2 separate regions of the Mus musculus genome follow, and region 2 is linked to region 1. A link is a loop called in an ENCODE intact Hi-C map of the cell type or tissue named here. Cell type or tissue: left cerebral cortex. All regions are shown on one strand. Each heading gives the region's core, and the rest is flanking DNA. Links, peaks and the distances in the headings are about the cores only.

Region 1 (9,601 bases), core at 1,110-9,109:
TTCTGTATTTGGCACAAATGACTTGAGTGTTTTCCAAACACTGTTAGACGCCAAAGTTCCTGGCTTTTGTTTTAGTACAGGTGTAATAACTCAGAGGCCCACAGCCAACCCAGGCAGGAGAGGAGGGAAAGGTTAACAGGCAGAGATGACTCTACATCTTCTTGCTAACTCTATAATTTCTTCACTGCAGCCTTCCCAAGGCTCAAACCATGAGCAGAGGCCCTCTCCAGGGCCTGCTGTCTGCTGTGGTATAGTGTGTGTGTGTGTGTGTGTGTGTGTGTGTGTGTGTGTGTGTTGTGCAATGAGAAACATCATGAAAAGACTCTTAAGGCAAAGCTGGTAGGACCAGCACTGTTGCTCATTTGAGTAGCAGATGGCAGAGACCAGCGCTTTCTATGAGATCCTGTCTTGGGTTTTCACTTTACAATGTTAAAATCCCAGCGCTAGAGTCAATATTAACTTCTCTTCTCTCTCTTCTCTTCTCTTCTCTTCTCTTCTCTTCTCTTCTCTTCTCTTCTCTTCTCTTCATCTTTCTCTTTCTTTCTCTCTCTCTCTTTCTTTTTGAATCAGTACATAATCTCACCTTTCTCCTCATTACTAGAAAAATGAAAAACAACATAGACCTCATGGACCCCATGGGACAGAAATTACTACTATTGTCCATTTACTGAGGATGGCAGTGGGAACAGAGAGGCAAGTTACCTGTTCTACAAATACGGTGCTGGTATTGAACCCAGAGGTTTTTGGCACCAATACTCTGAGCCACTCTTTTTTTTTTTAATTACAGTTATCTATCTATCTATCTATCTATCTATCTATCTATCTATCTATCTATCTTCATTCTCTCTCATCCTCTCTCTCTCAGTGATGGTAGTGGTGTGTATGTGTGTGTGTGCGTGTGTGTACAGTATTTATGCAGCTCACACACTTCTGGCCCTGCTGAGCAGTCTCTCTGGTCCTTCTGTAAGCATGCTGCTAACAAGCTTTCCAAGCTTTTATGAGGGCACTGGGACACGGCAGGCATAGGCTTGTAACACAGGCTTACCATCCATGTGTGCTAGCTAAGATTTTGTCAGCTTAACACAAGCTTGGGTCATCTAGGAAGAGATGCCTCAGTTAAGACAACACCTCCATTGCATTGGTCTGTAGGCAAGAGTGTGATGCACGTGATTAACTATTGGTGAGGAAGGGGTCAGAGCACTGGGGCAGAGACACCCCTAAGCAGGTGGTATAAGAAAGCAAACAGGGAAGCAAGCCAGGAAGAAACATTTCTCTCTGGCCTCAGCTGTGGTTCCTGCTGAGCCTTCCCTTCACGGTTGGAACTACATTGTGAGCTGAAGTAAGCCCTTTCCTCTCCAGGTTGCTTTCAGTCATTGTGGTTATCCTAGAACCTCTGAAACACCATGTTAAACACTATTGCCTTCCTTTTCTAAAGAAGGGAATGAGCCTGAGAGAAAGGATACTGTTTCCAGGGTTACACGGTCACATCTCAAAGTCACTTCTCTTTACGAATTCAGGCTGTTGCTTGAACTCCTAGAGTCCCTGTTCTTTCTCCTATGTCTCCTGTATCCTCCCCTGGGGACTTTGGGCTCTAATGCCCTGCAGTGCCTTTCTTCCTTTAGGCAAAAGTGTGGTTTTTCTGGAGCTTCTGGGCACTAATTCTATCAGAACACATTTGGCCCTTTCCACCCTAGTGCCGCACACTTCCTAGGAGTTCCTTTTGCTATAGATGACAGACGCTCCACAGGCTGACATTGTTTTGACCACTGGGACACACAGCTCCAACGATCTCTTTTGGAGCCTTTGTCAGATTCCCCTGTTCATTCTTGCTTCCCTTCTGGCAGCCAGGTAGAGCTTCACTCCCTACAGGGTTCCACCCCTCAGAAGGTCTGGATTTGGCTCAGCCGTCCAATGGCTTCCTGCCCCACATTCTTGCCGTTTTCTGCCATGATGATATCTTTGCTGCCTGCCCAATATCCAGAGCATAGTCACATCTCAAAGGCTGCCTAGTCATTGGTCCCTCAGCCTGAACACTGCCCCCACTTTGTGTTTGCATGACTTCATTCTCCTTCTAGCCAAGTCTTCCTCCCACACCTAAACTGGCACCCACTACACTCCCTCCCTTTCCTGTGCATAGTTTTCTTCAGAAAGTCTTTGAAGATAATAGTCACCATATTATTGTGATATCTCTCTGCTTTGGGCCACTGCCTCCTTTCCCTGGGTGTAAGTGCAAAAAATAATAATATCTCATATACATATAGGCCAGGGGCTGGAGAGATGGCTCAGTGGTTAAGAGCACTGACTGCTCTTCCAGAGGTCCTGAGTTCAATTCTCAGCAATCACATGGTGGCTCACAATCATCTGTAATGGAATCCAATACATGCTTCTGGTATGTCTGAAGACAGCTACAGTGTACTCATATACATGAAATAAGTAAATAAATCTAAATACATATTATAAACACATACATACATACATGCATACACCCAGAAAGAACGAATGAACAAACAGGCCCAATATGCATGCGAAGATGGGAAGAGGGATGGTGGAGAGGAGGGAGAGATGGGGGAAGAAGAGAGGACTGAGGGAAACAAAGGAAGAGGTTGACTCAGTTCACTCAGTTCACTGCTGTTTGAGATCTATTCCAGGGAAATGATGGAGTACTTCAAAAGGAAGGAAGCTACATGCTTCCAACATCTAGTCTCACAAAGGCATATCCTTCCGACAAGTGCAGCATCTGATATGATAACAAATGCCTCTTAGAAGCTGGGCAACCACAGCTTCTCTGTGCCTCAATCTCCTCTTTCAGAAAATGGGGATAAGTAAAAACAGCATTGTATTCCTAGAGATATTCTGAAGGTGACATTAGTTAACACTCGCTGAACACTTACAGTGGACTCAGGGACATAGTGCCATGTGCATATGAAATTGAAAAAAAAATTACTTCAATGCAAAAAAATTTTAACCGATCTTCAGTTCAAACTTTTACTTCATTTAAAAAAAATATTTACCAACTCAGATTTTAATTTGAGTCAATTTGTCCCTCTGTCTTATTATAACTCATAAAAACACCAGTTTGGCTCTCCTTAAAGTACAAGAGAGTATGCCCTTCTCGGTCCAGCTCCTCCCATGGTCGCATTCTTATCCAATAACTGGCTTTATAGGCCAGGGCTGCTGCTTGTTTTGTCAATAATGAGACTATCAAGTGTTGGGTTTTTCTTTGCTCAGGGGGTAAGTGTGAAATCTCTGCTGCTCTGAGGTTGGTGAGGGCTGGGGTTTTGAAACCAGATACCTATTGTCGCTTGCCTCATTGGGTCACCACCTTGGAAGGCTGCTGTCCCCTTATTAATGCTGCCTTTGTTTTGGCTTGAACCAAGCTAACAGCGCCTTTAATTCAGTGACAGACTGTTTTCCTTGGAAGCCCAAGGTTTTGAGAGCCCAATGGTTTTGAATCAAGCTTTGAATTTTGGCTGGAAGTTCTCAACTGGAGCTTTCCCCAACAGCATTTGGGGGAAGAAAGCTGGGCAGGCCTTTGGAAAGGGGATCTTGAGTGTTGGAAGCTCTTTGTAATGGTGCTTAATGAAGCAGAACCTAACACTGCTTGAGAGAGATATGGACAAACCATATGATTACTGTGTCAAGGCCGCCCTGGGTTTATTTAAATGAGCTCGATTTTTGTTTTATTTCTGTTTCCACTTAAAACAGAAAACAGTTCCAGGCTAATCTTAGGAGGTAAGAGAAAGAGAGAGAGAAGTTTTCCTTGCTTTGAGAAGCTGTGGAGAACTCAAGGCTGGAGGATCCAAGGCTGGGTGGACATTGGGTATTAGGAGGCTTTGGTTGGGAGGTGGAAGCCTTCCTAGGGAGAGAATTTGCTGCCCCCCCCCCCATCTTGTCTTTCTCTGCCAGAGGCTGTCACTGGGGGGGCAAGGATCCACTTAGAGCACAGACAATGCGTGGCTCTCCGTGTTCTGAATGATTGACCAAGGCGAGCATCCAGGTTCTTAGTGACACCATCACCATCCTTGTCCTCTAATATTCTAAGTTCTGGAGAAGAAATTTTTGTTTGTTACCTTCTTAAATGAGAAGTCTATGGGTCTTCTAGAAGGACTCAAAGGACTCCAAGAGTTCCTGAAACTCTAGAAATTATGCTTGAAGTGCTGCCTGCATCTGAAAAAGGAGCTCGTGATTCCCACCCTACCCATTCCTGCCTTAAAGCTTAGAGGCACTCTTTTAGATGGAGAGTTAAAAGAAAAATTTTTAATCAAAAGAGAGGAGAAAACACACAGAGAAAGGCAGGAGGGAGGGAGGGAAGGAGGGAGGGAGGGAGAGAGAGAGAGAGAGAGAGAGAGAGAGAGAGGGGCATGTGAGATGACTCAGTGGGTAGACACTTGACTCTCGATCATGCAAGGCTTACAGCCTAGATTTAGTTCTAGAACTCAGTGACATGAGAGGACAAGACTGTTTCTGCTGAGTTGTCCTCTGAGCTCCACATACATTTTGTGGCATGCAAACCCACACACACTTCTCTCTCTCTTTCTCTTTCTTTCTCTTCTCTTTCTCTTTCTCTTCTCTTCTCTTCTCTTCTCTTCTCTTCTCTTCTCTTCTCTTCTCTTCTCTTCTCTTCTCTTCTCTTCTCTTCTTCCTCTCTCTCTCTCTCTCTCTCTCTCTCTCTCTGTTTGACTAATCTATGGCTCCTCCTAGCTTAAGTAGCTTTCTTACTTACGAACAACCATCTCGGTGGCTTGTGGACAAGATCCTGACAAGATCTCCCTCAAAGCTGTGACTTTATGGTTTTTGGAGTTAAGAAGGAATGAGAAGTGGAGCCATGAGTTTGCCAGTGGCATATTATGTTAGGAATTAGGCAGGATAACCACTTCTTCCCCACGGGACAGACAGACATACCCTGAGTGGGCGGGATTTCGGGAACTCTGTGAAGTTAACAAGAGGAGACTTGGGAAGTTAGAAGAAGGAGGGGGAGGCTACATTCCAGGCATAGCTCATGGTATGAGAAAGCACCAAATTTGGAGTGCTACAAACAGATGAAGAAGGTGTCAAGTTCTCTGGGGAGGAGGAGAGGGTACAGCAGACCAAATATGGGGGGAAACTCTGGCAAGAGGCTTTGGTGGCTTAGTTGAGGTTAAAACAAAGGGGAGTCTTGGAGACCCTGCCCTCACTTATCTTAACAAAGAGTAGGATGTCTCACAAAATATGGAGGCAGAGTTCAGACAGAAAGCCGCTACCTGTTCTATGGGAAAGGCTGACGTCCCATCAGAGAGCACTCTGGTCACAGGGAAAGCTACCTGTTGCAGTAACTTGTCCTGCCCATTTGCAAAGATGTTATAGCAGAAGATGGCTTTGGGGAGAGTGAGGGGTAAGGAATTAAGAGAGCAAAGTGGGGAACAGGATGCAAAGAAGGGAAATCACAAAACAACCACAGGAGGCTCCCCAGCTCCAACATGGCTCAGCTATCTTCTACCCAGTAATGGCTGCACAACTTTCTATTCTACCCTCACAGCAGGATGCAGCATTGTCCTTCTGTGCACCCATCCTACCAAGCTGCTCCTCAAACAACTGCAGTGGTACTTCCGGGGGGGGGGGGAGAGAGAGAGAGAGAGAGAGAGAGAGAGAGAGAGAGATCAGCTCTTCATCAGCAACCTTGGGGGCAGATGCTGCTGTCCCAGTAGAGGCCTGGAGAGCTGCAGACTCTCCATTTCCTGAAGGGCTGGGTCAGACTTGGGAACTCACGGGAGTCTGGGAATTGCTTTCTCCAGACCTGGAGTCTGATTCCTTCTCATACCTCTTGTAGAAGGGATGAGCACAGATGCCTTCCGTTGTCAGGTTGGCTTGGGACCTGTGCTCAGGGTGTGGGGAAGGTTCCCTCAGAGTGCTGGCTCCCTGCCTTTTTTCCAGGGAGCTCCCTGGTGCTTCTGGCTCCCCAACAAGCAGCCGCCTTTGTGTCTACAACTTTTTCTCCCCACCTCCTCAAGTATGCCTTCCCTCTAGTGGGATAAATTTAGCCCTTGAATGAATGCAGAAAGAAGAACACGTGGGAGCAAGCGCATGCCAAATAGCATTCAAATATAGGCTTGGCACACACACAACGGGCCCAAAACAGTCAAGATTTTCTGTTTCTTTCCCTGCCTTTCTGTTTCTCCAATCGCATCCTCAAGCCACTATAGCCTTTTCTGCCTTCCCTTAAGCTAACTGAATGTGGAGACCAGGAGGTAGGGCTATTTGTCTTTAGTTACTTATGACTTAGGGGTCATCTAGGAGTCAAAGAAAGCCCCAGGTACCCATGATAATTTCCCTTTCCTGGTTCAGTTCTTCAGAGCTCAGAGATCTATCCCGAGCTCAAAGCACCGTTTTGTCTTATATAAAGGCATAGGTTTTTATCCTACCAGATCGAGCCTAGGCAATTGCATGTACATGCCCCCAGTAGTTGTCATATCCCCAAGTCACTAACTGTGCTGGTTAGCACTTTTCTCAATTTAACACAAGCTAGAGTCATTTGGGAAAAGGGAACTTCAACTGAAAATAAAACATGCCTCCATCAGATTGCCTGTAAGCAAGTCTATGGGGGGCACTTTTTGGGCTAATGATTGATAAGGGAGGGTCCAGTCAGATGGAGGCAGACCCACACCTGGGTAAAAGGCCCTGGGTAGTATAAGAAAGCAAGAAGAGCAAGCTATGGGAGCCCAGCCAGTAACCAGCATTTACCCACAATCTTTCCCTCCATTCCTGTCTCCAGTACTGCCCTGCTTGAGTTCCTGCCCCAACTTCCCTTCATGATGAGCCATGACCTGGAAGTTTGTGATGAAATAAACCCCTTTGTCCCCCAAGCTCCTTTGGGTCATGATATTTTATCACAGCATAGAAAGCTAACTAGGCCACTGACTTTGAAATCTTAATCTTTCATTCTAGTCCTTTATCCTACAGTGCTAGCAAGAAGCAGGTAGGGAACAGGCTAGCCCTATTCCCAGTCTACAAATGAAGAACCCATCCCTGATGTCTAGATCAGGGAAGTGGCTGGTATGTGGTCATACTCAGTGGCAGTTAGCATGAGGGTCTGCCTCATGTCTTTCTACTCCAGACTGCTCTAGGGAAAGATAACTTGTCCAGGAGGCTGTGGTTATGCATCAGTTAGGAGTGACTTTGGAGACTGTCTGATTGACTCCTCTGAATGAAATGGGCACCAAGAGGAGACAGGCTCTGGTGGTGGTGGGTGCAGAGCTTAGGCTATTCCCAGCTTCACTCTTGGTTTCCCAGCCATTGGATCAGACAGAACTGCAGTGGCAGGCCACCATCTCCCCACTGCCAAGCCTGCAGGAAATCTCTCCCCTGGTCAGCAGTGCTGACTTGTAGAATGCATGGGGCATTATGGAATCATGGATGATAATGAAAGTGTCAATGACCAAGCTACAAAAAGGGATTCCATGCTGACAGGGCACATCATGGGCATTGTGCTAGGACCAACTGGACTGGCTTCTAAGCTCTCTGTGAAGCCAGTGACCCAACTGTGTCTAGTGGCATCAGATCACCAGGCTAGGGCAGACCTGACCTTTCCAGAGATCTTTCTAGTTTGTAACTAATTCACCCTTAAACCTGGAATCAGCACTACGGATGAGCACTTTTACGGCATAGAGTTGGGCCCTTTTCCCAAATAGCTAGAAATGATTATTTTCTCCTAGGACTTAGTCTATCACCACTTAAGAACTCTTTTCCAGGGCTGGTGATGTAACTCAGTTAGAAGGATGCTCGCTTAATATGCTTAAACCCTGGGATCAGTCATCAGCACCATGTAAAAAGAGGGACAGTACCACACACTTGTATCCACATTCAGAAGGTGGAGGCAGGAAAAAAAATTAAAGTATCTTCTTATATAGATTTATTAAATTAACTGATCCCCAAAGATGATGATATGATAGGCATATATTAGTCATTAGAAGGAGAACCCCGTAAAGAAATTTCTGGAGCTGGAAAGATGGCTTATTGGTTAAGAGCACTTTCAACTTTTTCTGAGGACCTGCATTTGGTTCTCAACACTCATGTGATAACTCACTACCATTCAGTTTCAGAGATTCTGATGTCTTTTTCTAGTTTCTGAAGATACACACACTCCTGTGGCACATGGGCATGCATGCATACAAAATCTCATATACATAAAATGAAATAAAAAAGAATCTTTTAATTTAAAAATGCATTAAAATGATGTTTGGGATAAAACCAAGTCATTGAATCAATCTGATCTCTGGGCCTTTGACTATAGCAATAATTACGCTGAGTCCTTACGACCCACCACATCTGGAGCACCAGCAGTGGTCCATACAAGTCCTTGACATCTGTTATTCTCATCCTCACTGCATCCTTATGAGATGCCCAGGGTTCCAACTTGTCTTTACAACTCATGTCTATTATGTGTCATGCCCACCTCCTACTTCCAAATTCCACTTTCCAAAGCTTTTATTAACAAGACTATTCTGAGCCAACTTACAAATAGTTTAGTATTGTCTGCAAATACATTGGCGTTTAAAGTACATGTGAATGATTCTTAAACATCCAACACTAATTCCTGCTTACTGTCTTTATGCCACCCTGTTTGCTGCGCAGAGACCTTGGTCTCTAGTTGTACCTAAGTAGCTCCAGCCGACTTCCTCTCACACTCTGGCATTCTGTACTTTAACCTTACTCTGTCTTCTTGCTCTGCGGGGACTTCCTACGTGTTTCTATCATTTGAATTCACAGAGAAAAACCAGCACATACTTGAAGGCCCATCAACGTGCTGGTAACCATAGGCGCCAATGGGTACCAAGGGCGGTTTACCTCCTTTGGATGCTGTGTGGCCATTGTGTACTTTAAAAAGTAATATATGCTAATTATATGAAGAGGCGTGATGATGACATGTCTTTGTGTTTGTATAGTGCACTTTCATTGTGCACACACCCCGTTATCCTTTCTGCTCTCATATTCCCTTCCCCTTCCATATCTTCATCCTACATATTACATATGCTTTCAATGACCATATATATTCTTAAATGAGCTCATTCAGAAGAGAGTCAAGGCAAATGTTTCAGGAGATGCTGGTGTGCCCTTTGAATCACCTTCGTGTAAGGAATCCTTCAAGTTGCTAATAAATTTCAACACTCCTAGCTACTCCTCAAAGGACATTGACTTTTTCTGAAAGGATGGGCTTTGGAAAGTCATTTCTCTCTTGGCTTACCAAGCTCCTGTTTTCCCCACAGGGAAAATAGTCTGTGCTCATTTGCAGTCCCCAAAAGACTCCTGTCCTAAAATAGACTCCTGAAACTTCTATCAGCAGCAAAACATTTATTTTGCATATCTAACATTCTGTATTCAGTCTGTGTGATGCTTTACCGTGCCACATCTATCAAAGAAACCATCCTACCACCTGGATCGTGCTGTGCAGCACAAGTTAATATCCCCACAAGAGCTACTGATTTGTGACACAGATTATGCACCACTATAATGTATAATACCAAATATTAAATTTTTGGAAGAAAAATAGTAGCTAATATAGCTATGGCACTGGACTGTCAAACCTCTGTAATGTCACACCATCACTTAATACCTAGTATTGACTAGC
Region 2 (9,601 bases), core at 513-8,512, 130 kb before region 1:
TGTACTTATGTATAATAATAAATAAATCTTTGGGCCTGAGTGAGCAGGGCCGACTGGAGACAGCAGAGGTCCTAAAAATTCAATTCCCAACAACCACATGAAGGCTCACAACCATCTGTATAGCTACAGGAAAAAAAAGATGTTAAATACGCATCGAGCACATTTTCAACAAAATGAAGAACAATGAGCAAGGGGAAAGCTGGAAAATTGTCTACTCCTAACTGCAGGTGCCAAACACCACTGCCCTGATGTGTGTACCTCTGCCCAGCTCCCCCAAGCTGATGTTGTTGTGTTGTTTCGGGCCATTGTCACACTTTTCTCCCCAGTTGGAGCTATTGAAGTAACACTTTTTCTGTTTCTCTCCAGCCCCTTCTAATTACATGCTTCTATTCCTAGTAACCTGGAAAACACGAACCAAGCAAGCCCGAGGCTATTGCTAGTCACATGTCCCGTTTGTTCACTTTGAATCAGGGAACACTAAAATCCTTTTCGGAGCAATGGACCTCACCCTTCCTCATCCTCCCAAGCCATAATGCTACCCAGAATTCCAGGCAGCTCCCAGAATCCCACATGGTTCTCAATGTTAGTATTCTTATTCAAAAGCTTATGCAATACAATTTCAGAAAACTACCACTATGTTACTTCCCTCAGATGGCTCCTTTTTTTCTAGACCACCAGGTTAAAGATGTTAGGTCTGGTGATAGTTTTTACGCTTGCTAACACCAGACAGGGCCAGGCATTTAATACTCCAAACTACTGTCTCTTCATCTACAGAAGGCGATACGAATAAAACAACACAAAGGTAAGCAGCCGCCATCCTCCCCAGAAGGTGCAAGAGTCTAGGGTCCACAGATAGTGGGCAGCCCTCAGGAGTCAGCAAATTGCTGATATAAGCAACCTGACCCCCAAAAGGAATTACAGTTCTCGTGAATTACTTAAGAACCTTGTGCCCCAGAGGATGGTTCCATATCCATGAGTACAATGGCGGCATAGCCGGCAAGCTTTTGATTTTTTTTTTTTTAAAGAAACATATGCAGTTGTGCTTGGGCGGGGAGGTGAAGGGATCTGTATACTCACTCCAAGGACCAATTTTGTTATCTGTAAGTTACACTCCGTAAAACTGACTTCAAGAAACAAGAAGAGGAAGAAAGGGGAAAGAACTGAGTGACCAAACCGTCAAGCACTCCTTAGAACCCACGCTAGAAGACCGAGATGTTTGCACTGAATATGCCATGGGAGACTGTCTTAGGGTTTTACTGCTCTGAACAGGCACCATGATGAAGGCAACTCTTATAAGAACAGCATTTAATTGGGGGCTGGCTTACAGGTTCAGAGGTTCAGTCCATTATCATCAAGGTGAGAGTATGGCAGCATCCAGGCAGGCATGGTGCTGGAGGAGCTGAGAATTCTACATTTTCATCTGAAGGCTGCTAGAAGACTGGCTTCTAGGCAGCTAGGGCGAGGGTTTTAAGCCCACACCCACAGTAACACACCTACTTCAACAAGGCCACAACTACTCCAACAGGGCTACACTTTCTAATAGCACCACTCCCTGGGCCGAGCATATACAAATCATCGCATGAACCTTATGATGAACTATGGCCATGGGCCTGGGGACCCAGAAGCCTGAATGCTAAAGCTTGTGACATGGCATGGGCCAAGCTTTGATCCATGGCTGCCTTTCAGTATTCATTTTTCTCTGTTCGTGGGAGTACAAGCACATAACTTGGGCTGTATTCCTGGCTGTGCTGAATGACGTCTGCTTTGTCCAGTCTCTCTGGAAACTTACTTGGGACACCATATGACTACACTGTGGACAAAGACTTGAGTGGAGGAGGAGCCTGAGAACCTTCCTGAGAGCTGACTGGCACCACAGGTCCTTGGCTTTTCTTTGCTCCTTCTCCCTATGTGAGGACTGAAGCATAGACAGGAAGACTGGAACTGGTAAGGCTGAAAAGAAATGATTTCAGTAAGGAAGCCCCTTGGAACAGAATTTTGTAGAATCCAGGGTCTTCTAGCTTTTTGAAGACACTTGGTAAGTTAGCCCAGGACTGAGGATCTCTGACTTTTTAAGCGTAGGTCAGGGCCAGAGAAGATGGCTCAGTTGGTAAAGTGTAAGTGCGTTCTCCAGCATCCATGTAAAGAAAGCTGACCAAGTAGCAATGACTTCTTTTCTTTCCTTCTTTTTTCATTCATTCTTTCTTTTAAAAATCTATCTGTCTATCTATCTATCTATCTATCTATCTATCTATCTATCTATCTATCTATCTATCTATCTATCTATCCATCCATCCATCCATCCATCCATCCATCCATCCATCCATCCATCCATCTATCTATCTATCTATCTATCTATCTATCTATCTATCTATCTATCTATCTATCTTATCTATTTATCTATTTTACATTCCAACCACAGTTTTACCTTCCTCCTCTCCTGGTAGTCCCTCCCTGCCCTCCTCTCTTCTGCCCTCCCCTCTTCTGTCCTCTCCCTCGTCTCCCCTCCCCCATCCACTCCTCTTCTTCTCCTTAGACAAGGGCAAGCCTCCCATGAGTATCCATCAGCTGTGGCATATCAAGTTGCAATAAGACTAGGCACCTCCTCTCCTATTAAGGCTGGATGGGGCTAGCAAGGGGAAAAGAGTCCCCAAAACAGGGAACAGAGTCAGAGACAGCCCCTTTCCTCCCACGGTTAGGAGTCCCACAAGAAGACCAAGCATGGTACAACTGTACCATGGCGGCACTGATTTGTAATCCCAGTGCTGGGAAAGAAGAGACAGGCAGATTTTTACTGGTCTCTGGCCAACCAGTCACACCAATCTGTGAGCTTCTGGTCCAGCTGGTGAGTATGAAAACCTCCCTGGAAGGATCCAGGGAGGATGGCAGCGGGAGAGGCATGAGTGCTAAAGGCTTTGATGATTTCCTACCTGTCTCCAAGAGCTCTGAGGAGACAGGAGCATATGTGGACAGACAGCTCCACGAACACCCACTGGTCCTGACTTTCCAGCTCACTCCCTAGAGAGGGAAGGCAGGAGTCTCTATTGCAATTACTCTGTTTTCTTTATCTTGATAATGGGTGGGGCCCTTTCCAGCCTGAAGTCCTCACCTGATGCTGGCTCCTGCTGAGTGCCCATCTGTATCCACTCTCCTTTCCAGTCAGGTAGAAAATCCTTTCTTCAAGCCTCTGGCTAAGTAGAGCACTCAACTTTGCTTTGATTGTTTATCTTTGAGAAAGTCTTAACTTTACTTTGTACATTGAAAATGTGTTCTTCCTCCTCCTCTGCCTACCCAATCAGCGTTGGGATTACAGGGGGTGCATATCACTAAAAGATGCAAGTAAATTACCAAGAAAATCACAAAAAAACCCCAGTAAATTTTGGGTTATTCATAGAGTTCTGCAAACATCACAAGTAAATTTAAGATCATCAGACACTGCATATTCTGATAAAGAATTATAATGGAACAAGTCATGCATGGGTGGTGGCTTTAATTAAAGGTGCGCTTTTAATCTCAGCACTGGGGATCCCGGCAGAGGTAGGTGGATCTCTGTGAGTTCAAGGCCATCCTGGTCTACAAAGAGAGTTCCAGGACAACCAGGGCTGTTACACAGAGAAACCCTGTCTCGAGAAACAAGCAAAGAAACAAACATTTGTGTGTGTGTGTGTGTGCGCGCGTGCATGTTTTGAGTATGTATTTGTGGGTGGATGGGTGCGACAGGACATGTGGAAGTCAGAGGACAATTTTATGGAATTGCTTCTTTCCCTTCCACCTTGATAGAACTCAGGTCTTCAGGCTTACATGGCAAGCACCTTTACCCACTGAGCCATTTCTCTGACCTTATTTATTTATTTATAACATTTTCAGCCATGCGAGGGGGGGGGGTGTCTCCCCTCCTCCATGCATTGTCTTTCTCTTTTAGCCTGGAGCTCAGCTACTGCAGGGATTGATGGCTTTGCCTAGATTGCACCCAACAGCCCTCCTAGTAGACGGACCAGGCAATACGTGGAGACACTGAAGCTTGCTCCACTCACTGATCATTGCAGTGGGTGAGGGACCTGTTAGTAGATACCTCTTCGAGTTGTCGTGGGCAGAGAATCATGCCTGGGAGTGACAAGGGTGTGAAGCTTATTACCACAGGGTGGGGCTGAGGTAACTTGGAGAATCATATCCAATCTAACAAGAAAACAGACGTCGTTCAAGAAAACAGACCAGGGAGGGACATCTGAAGAATATCTTCCTGGCAGTCAGGAGATTGGAGAATATGGAGTGTCACTGAGAAAGGGCGTGGGGTCGCCCGAGTGGAAACACCGCATGAACTTGCCGCAGCGCCGCTGGAGTTTCTCTGGTACCTCCCGCAGATACCGGCTGCGCTGGCACAATGGCGTTTCACAGTCTCAGACAAGCCCCACTGGTGGCAAGGCTTGCTATTTCGCAGAGGCCAGAAGCCTCCTGCAACTTCTAGGTGGCGACAGCTGCCACCTTGCCGAAGACTCCATCGTTTCCCTACCGACCTTAGACTGTGCCACCCGTCGCCACCGCCCCTCACCCCCTCCCACGCTTCTTCCGGAGCTCCGCCCGGCGCCGCCGTGGGTCCCAGGGGAGTCGCGGGCGCACCTGGAGCCTCAGGCGCCCGGGGGACTAGGGTGCGAGGTGGCCGCCTCCCCGGTCGTACAGCTGGTGGCACGCTCCCTTTAGGATCCCCTTAAGAGGCTCGGTCTAGCGCCCAGCGAATAACGTTATCCAATTGCTTCCCGTTTTATTCGCAGGCTGGGAGCTGCGAGAGCCTGAGCGTTTTCTTGCCAGTGCTCCAGGGGAGGAGGGAAGCGGGCGGGGACGGGGACGGCTTGGCTGCTCCACCTAGCGCGCGGCCAGAGTGCCCCGGCCCTGGCAGAGGCCAGCAGCGCCCGGAGCCCCGCAGCAGCGCGCCGGGCTGCCCGGAGCCCCGCGATGGAGTGAGTATCCCCGCGCCGTGCGTCGCTCGCTGCCTCTCTGGGCATGTTGCCATGGTGACCGATCCCCGCTCAACTCGGTCCAGCCTGGGTGTTTAATTTCAGTCCAGTGTGTTCGTCTCGATGTTTCTATAGCAGCCTCTGCGAAGCGGGTATCGGGCAGTCCTGAGCCGCGGGGATTTGTGCCACTGCCTTGGGGTACATGGTGGGTCAGGTTTCTAAGGAGCCAGATCTGTTCTGAGCTCCTCTGGGTTTTTGCCCCGACCTTGCCTTTCTTGGGGGAGTTGGCCTCAATAGCCATTACTTCCGATTCTGACCATGTCAGCATTATTGGACTGCAGTTAAGAGGTGTGTGTATGTGTAGGGGGTGTCACTGCGGATTCGAAGCAGATGTGGTGTAAGCAAGGATGATGAGTTGTGGGAGATATGAGCCAGAACTGGCTACTAGAAGCCACCAGCGGACCCACAATAATTGATTTGCTCTTGGGGCAATCGGAGAAATGAGACAGAAATGTCCTAGCGGCAGTCTGAGGTTCAATGTCAACGTTGGGCATCGCCCGCATTGCTTGCTTGAGAGGGTGGGGAAAAGATGGCATGGAGACAAGAGAGGCGGTAACCAGAAAGATACAATGAGGGCTCCCGGTGTGGACCCCGACTTAGGGTGCTCGGTTCTCTGTCTTTGCATCTCCCAGTTCCTGGTCATGCTCCTAAGCTGATACTGCAGTAAGGTTCGTGTGACAGGCGTTAGCCTGCCTCTCCAGGAAAGCCAGCAATTACATCTTTGCTCACATGGTCAGTTACTCCCTCTCTTCCCACGGATACTCACTGACTCCGAGGCCATATGAAATAATATTTCAGGTTGGAAATAATGTCATGTTTTAAGATACCAGGGTCTCCATGCCAGACCCCCAAACTCGAGATTCAGCTTTTATTTTCTGCATAGCCAGTTGTATGTATAGATGCAATCTAATCCTCAACCTGCAGGAAGGAGGAATGAGAGGTGGTGTGGGAAGTTAGGAGTGAGCTGGGCTTGTAGAAAATAGTGCTTGGCCGGCAACAGCATTTGTTGATTTCCTTCACCAGTGTTTTAATGGCCATAAGCCTCAGTTTCCCCAACTGCACAACAGGAAAGATATTCCTTATTAGTTAGTGTTACTGAGGGGACTGGATACTGTTTGCCTCTCCTTTGAAGGGCTTTGTAAATCATGAGGACAAATAGAGGAGTTAGAGGTTAAGAGCGGGCCTCCAGAGTCGCGTTGTCTGGGACTGAGTCCTTTGACACATTGCTGAATAATGGCAGTCTCTCAGGTTTCACTTTCCCACCTGGAAAACGAAATAATAAGAGCAGCTGTTTTGTGCAGGGTTTTTTTTGTTTGTTTAGTAAATATTAATCAATTTTTATACATATACATATATGCACACATGTGCTAATACATATATACACATCTTAGAACAGACCCAGGACAAAGCATGCTTAGTAAGTCTCACTTAGTGTCTGTAAGTAGTATCTATTGTTTATTATTATTGCTGTAGTCTCCAGATTTCTCTGTTGGCAGTTTTCAGGGTCTCAGGTTGGCAGAAAGCCAGTTTTTAAACAATTTCCATAATTTAAAATATTTATTTATTTATTGTGTGTGTGTGTGTTTGTGTGTTGTGTGTTCCATAACACATAGGCATGGAGGTCAGAGGGCAGCCTGTGAGAGTTGGTTCTCTCCCTCTGCTGTGTGGATCCTGGGTCATTAGGCTCGGCAGCACATGCCTTTACCTGCTATGTTAGCTCTGCAGACCACAGATAGTTTATAGAGAAACACAATGTCCTAAGGGCAGCTGCCTACTGCAGTTCCCATGACGACATTGTAGAAGTGAGTATTGGGGCAAGCTCCTGCTATTCAGTACAGAAACTGGGCAGCTTGGCCTCTGGAATGCTTCTTCCCCATTGGTCACATTCTTCACTATGGATACGGCTCTTTACCAGGGATTGAATGCTGGCCCAGTTGTCTCATAGTGTTGGGTCCATGGCAGCCTGTTTTTGTTGTGTGGGTGAGGAACAGTGTCTATGATAATGCGTCTATCCTAGACTAGCATCTGGTCTCTATAACTGTGGCTCAGACTCTGCAGGACTCCCCACTCTTTTCTCCTGGTCTTAGCTATGGTTGGTACCAGGTGTGCCTCCTTCATACCTTCCTCTCTCTATAGACCCTGGTCAGCCTGACCTTGGCTTTTTCACCCCACATGACATTTGGAAGTCCTTCTTACCTTCCCTCAAACCTAACTAATTTCCAGCTGTCTGTCTACCATACTCTCCTCACTTCCTGAACGTGAGTAGCGTTCCATTCCTTTCTTTCCTGCACGATACTACATTTTTCTGGGTCTAACAAATTTTCTCAAACATCAAGCCTGGCACTTGGGCGGTGCCAGTCTCATCCCTCAGCTCATCCCAGGCAGCCAGGCTGCTCTGATATGAGTCAGACAGTCCCAGTCCCCTTCACTTACTGTGACCAGCTTAGATTTGTGAAAAATCAATGTGAAGAAGGAACACATCTGGATTAGCTTCTTCATTTCATCAAGGGTATTTGTTGAGATTATCAATGGACGATAAAACAGTCATGATTCTCATGGCATAAAGTTCAAAGTCATGAAAGGGTGGATGCGAGACCAGTAAGCAGAGGGGCTATATGATGCAAGGTTTAACACATGCTGTGAGAAAAAAAAGGATGCAGAGGAACTGATGGGAAGAGCGTGGGGGTTGGATGGGCTAGCCAGGGAAGCTACCAAGCTGCCTTGAGAAATGGATATTTAACTCGAGAGCTAAAGGAGGAGTAGAGTTGGCTGAGTGAGGCGTGGAGGGAAGAGAGAGCCATGAAAGCAGCATGTGCTAAGGCCCTGAGGCAGGAGTTATCTGGCTATGTTGGAAGAACTGAAGGAAGGGTGGTGTGTCTGGAGCTTTAAAGAATGAGCAGAAGATGGTCCAGGGATAAGGCTGAAGAATCGTGTGAGTGTGTGTTTATGTAAGTGTGTGTGAGTGGTGTGAGCACGTGTTGACATCCGTGTGTATGAGTGTGTGTGAGTGTGGGTTATGTAAGGGTTTGTATGGTGTATGTGTGCACGTGTGTGCACACACGCATGCACTCAGTTGATGGTTTCTCTTCTACTGTGATAAAAATATTCTGTCCAAAATGACTTAGGTGATAAAGGATGTAGGTTGGGGTATAGTTTCGGCAGTGGATATCTTCTATCATGGCAACGAAGGCATGAAGGCAACCTGTCACATTGTATCTGCTGCCCAGCAGAGGAATGAGAATAGCAGGTTGGGCCAGGCTGCCCTGCTCAAAGCCTGCCCCACCTAGGCTCCTCCTAAAAGTTCCATAACCTTTCCATAACACAGCATCACCACCTGGTCATCACGTGTCCAAACACATGAGCCTGTAGGGGGCATTTCACACCCAACCCTTCAGGGAAAAAGTAAGCATTAGATGCTTCATGAGGTTTCAGATTTCATCCTGAGTGTTTCCCAGGGTTGCTGAAGACAACGATAAAACGTCAATTCTAGAAATGACATAAAACCCCTAAACCTTTTTTCTTCTTGAGGTATTTAAAACAGGTGACTTAGAAACAGTCACAACCAACCAACTACCTGGGAGCTATAAGTGTCTTCCCCAGCGAAGGGGACAATCAATTTATTTGATAGTCTTCAATAAGCTAAGGTTGTCAACTAAATTAAACTATATGGGAGCAGAAGGACCTACTCATTTATTCATGAGTGTTATTGGTTTTGGCCAAATAATAGCTTCTTAATTTAGATAAGAAAAAGCTCCATAGAACCTAAGCAAAGAGGGCACCCAATCACTGAGTTTAAATTTTTCCTGACTGTAATATTCTTCCCTGGGTATTTAGATTCCAGAAGCTCCACTACTGTAAGCCAGAGACAGAGATGGCGGGGTCTGTGCAGTGCCAGCACTTGGGTGCAGTGTGTTACGTGTCAGGGGTGGCAGTTCCCTGGTTGTGGTTCTCCGTGGCTTGAGTGTGAGCTGGATGTGGCTGGGAGAGCGCTCTGCAGTATTCATGCTTACTAATTTGATGCCGCTCTTGAAGCTTTGCCTCACACTTCTCTGGAGCAGTCTACAAAACAGCGTGGGATCAGAGAAGCATGAAGAAATATAACGTGGGAATTCTTCAAACTGTTGCCACCCCTGCCAACACCAAGGCTGTGGTGATGCCGATGGCAGCCTTGGGTCCTACTGACACTCCCCATTCACCCAGGTACAGGCCTGAGAGGCAAGCTTAAAGCACTCCGAGGAGATCATAAATCAACTCTGGAGAGGCATCGTGGAAGGAGAGAATGAGACACTCTTTTGTCTAGGCTGACTGAGAACTCACTGTCCAACATGCCTGGCCTTGAACCCACAATTCTCCTGTTCCCACCTCTTGAGTTCTGTAATCACAAATGGGCATCCCCAGATTTGACTTCAAGTTGGGTTTTGTGAGTGAACAAACCCAGACCCACCAAACTGCGTGTTGATGACATAGACTCCCAAGTTCAGGACCAGAGTCCACTCCTCCCTCCCTTCATGCGTCTACCCATGTATTTCTTGAGCTTTTGCTTAGTGTTCTCTCCGAGTCATTGCAGTGAGAGGTAAACTGGAGTAAATGGT

Evidence for each region. A loop is a pair of places that touch in the nucleus more often than their neighbours do. Peaks named below come from ENCODE experiments on the same cell type or tissue, not always from the same donor. Only the 100,000 strongest peaks of a DNase experiment are listed, where the experiment ranks them.
Region 2: it touches region 1 in a loop (7-fold over the local background); 2 of 42 quality-filtered maps call a loop at or near these places.

What each region holds. Positions count from the first base shown.
Region 1 is chr4:57,555,252-57,564,852 of GRCm38, forward strand. It overlaps a transcript of Pakap not described here. Among named protein-coding and RNA genes, the nearest start is that of Pakap, 7.8 kb to the right of the region's middle. In left cerebral cortex, for the core only: no CTCF peak of the experiment used is centred there; DNase peaks (open chromatin) are centred at 2,054, 3,405 and 6,037; H3K27ac peaks cover 239 bases.
Region 2 is chr4:57,429,605-57,439,205 of GRCm38, forward strand. It overlaps a transcript of Pakap not described here. Among named protein-coding and RNA genes, the nearest start is that of 1700042G15Rik, 70 kb to the left of the region's middle. In left cerebral cortex, for the core only: no CTCF peak of the experiment used is centred there; DNase peaks (open chromatin) are centred at 4,451, 4,804, 4,984, 5,528 and 1 more place; H3K4me3 peaks cover 2,130 bases; H3K27ac peaks cover 1,898 bases.